Regions from separate parts of the Mus musculus genome. Here region 1 is linked to region 2. A link is a loop called in an ENCODE intact Hi-C map of the cell type or tissue named here. Cell type or tissue: left cerebral cortex. All regions are shown on one strand.

Region 1 (2,500 bases), 230 kb after region 2:
AGCCCATGTTAAAGCTGGGTGTGGCCATGGTGTCTGTAATCCAAGCACCGGGGCAGGAAAGGATCCCTGGACTCGATGACCAGCCAGGCGAGCTGAAGCAGGAAGCTCTGGGTCCAGTGAGTGTCGTTGTCTCAAAAGATAAAGTGGAGGCCGGGCGTGGTGGCTAACACCTTTAATCCCAGCACTCGGGAGGCAGAGGCAGGCAGATTTCTGAGTTCGAGGCCAGCCTGGTCTACAAAGTGAGTTCCAGGACAGCCAGGGCTATACAGAGAAACCCTGTCTCGAAAAAAAAAAAAAAAAAAAAAAAAAAAAAAAAAAGATAAAGTGTAGAGTGACTGGGAAAGACACCAATGTCAATCTGATCCCCACAAACACCTTCATGGGCAAATACATCTCATACGCTTGTGCACGCACACACACATGCACACACACACGCACACAGGCACACACATGCATGGGCGCGCACCTGTACACACACAAAGAGAGAGGGGAGTAGGAAGAAAAAAGGAAGTCAGGAAAAGAGGGCCATTGGATGGTGACAAACTGAGTCATGGAGTCAGGAGTGACACTGGTATGAGAGATGTGTCTAATTCTTCCCGGATTCCATCTAGTCACAACGAGGCAAACATCAATGGGAGGTTCTGAGCAGGGGAACCGCTGTAACTGGAAGCCGGGATGGGGGCTGGGCGGGAGGGCAGAGGTGAGAAACTCATGAGCAGCTTGTAAAAACCAGGTGGCTCCAGCCAGCAGAGAAGGCAGGAGGGGGCTGGCCTTGGTCCAGGTTCTGAAGATGGGGTGCACACATTTCCTGGTAAGAAGAGGACAAAGACAGCTCCCAGGTATGCTGCCTAGGTGCGGGACGGATGAGCTTGCAGTTAATAGGGAAGCTGGCAGGATCCCTCGATTTGGTCAGGATGGTCATCCTGTCTGGGCGCTATAACAAAATCCCCCTCATAGAATAGTTTACAGAAACCAGAAATGTATTTTATTTTATTTTATCAGTGTAGACGCTGCAAAGGCCAAGGTCCCGAGACAGAGTCTGGGGAGGCCCCTTTCTGGACCCAGGTGTCCCCTTCTCTGTATAGTTCTGTAGTGGGAGCAGGTGATCAAGTTCCCTTGCACTTCTTTCATAAGAGCACTCATGTCATTTCTGGGAGCTCCACCCCTCAGGACCTAATCACTCCTCGGCGGGTCCTCCTAACACATCACCTAGGGGCAGGATTTTACTACATGCACTGGGGGAGGCCCCAGCAGAGGTAACGTGCCCACCCCTTACATACATTCAGGAGCTCAGCGCTCAAGAGGGTTCAGGGCACAGAAGCACACGTGGGCACTATCACCATGCAAGACTATTTAAATCCTTCTTGAAGATTTCCCAGGGAGAGAACAGCTGGTCCCAGTCTCATGCTGACTGTGAGATCCTAGGCAAGGCCAATCACCACTGAAGCTCTCTGTTGGTCTGCAAACTGATAGATCGTAGCAGCTGCTCTTTGGTGTCCTGTCCAGATCTCTAATCTACAGAACAGGACTTCAGGGTGGATGGACCTCTGCTGAGGAAGAGGAGCTACCCACAGGCTAGCACTGATCCTACCAAGATAAGATCTGGATCAGATGGGACATGCAGGACTGAACAATTCTGGTACACTTGCCACAAGACACTAGAGGCCCCTATATCCCCCAAGCTGCCAGGCTGGGACCACCAGTAACCAAACCCTTGACCACATTTAGTTCTCCACAACGTGGAACTGGAACCATTGGGAATCAATTCAGTGAGATGTCTGAGCTAGAAAACCTGCAGCATCCAGGGCCAGAGGAATGGGAAGTGTCAGCCCGTGCCTACCCAGCCTGGGAAATGGATCCCTGTGCCTTCAGCAAGAGCTTTCTGCTCTTCATCCCAGGGCACACCCAAGTCACTACCATCTGTGAGTAATGCCTTGGATATAAAAGGACGGGTGCTCTATGGGGTAGAGTAGATGTCCACCCTGGCAAGACTGTCTCTCTCCAGTTGATGTCTCTGAGGTAGGGACGTGGAACATGGAGGAAGTCTGTTTCCAGGCCAAGCAGAACATTCATGGAGTCAGAAAACAACACAGGGACAGATATATTGAAGAAGTTTGTTGGGTTGGATCGAGAATTTCTGCAGCTAAAGTCAGAGTAAGGAGGACTCGCTTTCAATGAGGTCAGGGTGAGGAGGGAGCCTCACAGATCATGCAAAAGAGACCAGTGCGAACACTCATCTCCGTGAGTGATGGGTGTGGTGCTCAGGAATACAAAATCAAGACACGCTCCCTTGGCTGGAACCCTGCCTCTTTTCATTTTTCTTCCATGTCACCTCGGACAAGAGACACAGCCTTTCAGCGTCTAGAACTTTCATTTGACAAATGAACTTACACAGACAGAGGCCAGAACACATGGTACCACGCAGGGCCTGCTTCTCCGACGACTGGCTGATCCCTTGGCTACATTCCAGATTTCTTTTTACTGCTCTTTGAACAGCTGC
Region 2 (2,500 bases):
AAGTCTTTAAAAGTGCAGCAAGGCCTGGAATCCAAGCTGGCCACAAGCATGCCCATCATAACGGATGCCATACAGCCAGCCAGAGCATCCTGAGCACACAGGCCTGGGCCCAGGTGGGTCCCACACAGTTTGTGGGTGTTCATCTGCTTGGGCCAAGATGGACTTCATGGATTGCTGGGGTTTGTAGGTCCAGCCCAGCCAGCTGCTTCTTGGGCTAAGTTTGATGTGCAGGCCGTGGCCAGCCCTGGGTGACCTCCTCCTTCCGTTCCTCCTCATTTTCTCCCTCCTCTTCTTTCTCTCTTCCCTCATTTCCCACATACAGGAAAACACCGACACTTCTGTCCATTTCTCACGAGTCCCTCATAGTCCCCACCCGTCCCTTGTCTATTCGAAACACCGCTGGGTCTCTGTGGAAAGGTAGCCTTGCCTCTCAATTCTGGTTTCAAACAACAGTACTGATCTCTTTAAGGGCTTCTTTGAGGGTTTCAGGGCAGGGAGGGGAATCTTCTGGGTCATGTGGATTCCAGATGTGCGCAGTTGGAGTTGCCAGGAGTCTCTGAGATGTCCACAAGAATCCTGCCCCGGGGTCTGCAGAGAGAAGGTCCCCCAGAAATGATTCGGGGAGACTGGAGGCAGGGTGTCTGACTTTGAGCCAGTGCTGTCCTTGGATCTGGTGAGAAGACCTGGGAACATAAATTGCACACTTGACCCTACCGGGTGCAGGTGTCTGTGTTCCGTCTGGTGGGACTTTCAAGCCGAGGGGAAGGGCTTACCTTATGACTTCTGAGGCTAGAGTTCTTGCCTCTGTCCCCTGATCCTACAGCCCCTGTGCTTGCCCGAAGGAATGTCACTACCTCTCTCAGAGGCTCAGTTTCCTTCACGACAGCCTGGCCCTGAAGTAACTTTCTGAAGGCATGTAGAGCCCAGCCTGTCCAGCAGAGGGCACCAGGGACCGCGGATTGCCCAGAGGTAGCAGTTGCCTGGTAGGGTCCTTCCTAGGGGCTTCAGACACAGTTTGGCCACAGGTGCCCTCATTGAGGACAACGCCTGCCTGCAGGGGTGGCTGAGGCTAGGCTGTTTGGATAAGCGGCCAGGCTGAAAGGCCGAATGACGTATAAGCGTCTTTTCGTTAGTTTCTCAACGGTTTTTCTTAGGTCTCTCTCTCTCTCTCTCTCTCTCTCTCTCTCTCTCTCTCTCTCTCTCTCTCTGGTCATTATTTTTGATTCTGTCCTCCCCTCCCCCCGCGCCCCTCCCCCCCCGCGCCCTTTCTGGGTTTTCTTTGCCTTGTGCTGGGTCTCTGGGCGTGATTTTGGGTGTTTGTTTGTTTGTTTGTTTGTTTTTCTGTTCTTTCCTCTTCTGTTCCCTTCTCTCCTTTGCCCTTCGTCTTTCTTCCATTTGGATCCAGGAGAACACAGGAAACCCTTGTCACCCACAGAGGTGCTTGTGGGGGGTGTGGCCGCTAAACCATGCTTACTGTCTTCCCCCAATTCCCCCACTTACCACTGGAACCATTTAGAACTATGACCACCAGGTGGCGCTGTGGGCAAGGCTGTCTTGAGAGGGAGCCCCTGCCTGCTTCAGAGTTAAGAGGCAAGGCAGAGGGGTAGTGGGGGCCAGGGGGTGTTCAGGAGTCACTTGAAGGTAGAAACTGCCCACATGCGTATGTCCCGACGCCTTTGAAGAACCAGTTGTGACATTCAGACCTGACACAGTGCTCAGTGACTTGGTGACACTCTTACCACTCTACAGAGGGGGAAAAAAAAAACCCACTCAGTTGGCTTAAGGGTCAGATGAGTAGTTCCAGATGCAGTTCCCAGTCAGAGGCAGGGGCATTACATATGACAAACAGGAGCCACCAAAGCCATTGGATTTTTTTGTTGTTGTTGTTTTTTGTTTTGTTTTTGTTTTTGTTTTTTGTTTTTTGTTTTTTCGAGACAGGGTTTCTCTGTGTAGCCCTGGCTGTCCTGGAACTCACTCTGTAGACCAGGTTGGCCTCGAACTCAGAAATCCGCCTGCCTCTGCCTCCCAAGTGCTGGGATTAAATGCTTGCGCCACCACCGCCCGGTGCCATTGGGTTTTATGGACTCTCTTTCAGATATGCCACAGGAGGGCCTGGCTTTATTCTGGGAACCCAAGCAGCAGAGAAGAAAGTGGAGAAGAAAGAACTGAACGGGCCTGAGCTCATCACTGGGAAGAGAAAGTGACTTTGTTAGTGTGAGCTCTGCTTCTACGCGTTCAAGGGTGACTGCTAGTCTTAGCAGCATCTTGATTGGATCTGGGGTCAACTAAGAGATGCGTTTGGGTGGATGGGTGAAAGTGTTTTCCCGAAGGACTAGCAGATGGGGGAGGAGGGAGGCCATCCCCCGGAACGGATGGCACCTTCCAGGATGGCCCAGATATGAAGAGTTCTGAAGGAAAGGCAACACTAATTATCTTACTTAAGATTTCTGTGCGGTGATGAAACACCAGGACCAAAAAGCACGTTGGGGAAGAAAGGGTT

What was found. A loop is a pair of places that touch in the nucleus more often than their neighbours do. Peaks named below come from ENCODE experiments on the same cell type or tissue, not always from the same donor. Only the 100,000 strongest peaks of a DNase experiment are listed, where the experiment ranks them.
Region 1: a loop joins it to region 2, with 2.8 times the contacts of the local background. A loop is called at or near these places in 3 of 42 quality-filtered maps.

Annotation. Positions count from the first base shown.
Region 1 is chr2:166,332,958-166,335,457 of GRCm38, reverse strand. No RefSeq gene overlaps it. Among named protein-coding and RNA genes, the nearest start is that of Gm30733, 48 kb to the right of the region's middle. In left cerebral cortex, no CTCF peak of the experiment used is centred here; a DNase peak (open chromatin) is centred at 1,408.
Region 2 is chr2:166,563,124-166,565,623 of GRCm38, reverse strand. It overlaps Gm29679 (predicted gene, 29679), which reads right to left and starts at 1,102. Exons shown (of 2, transcript NR_152154.1): 1 at 774-1,102; 2 at 1-683. In left cerebral cortex, CTCF peaks have their summits at 923 (motif pointing right) and 1,538 (motif pointing right); DNase peaks (open chromatin) are centred at 944, 1,532 and 2,316.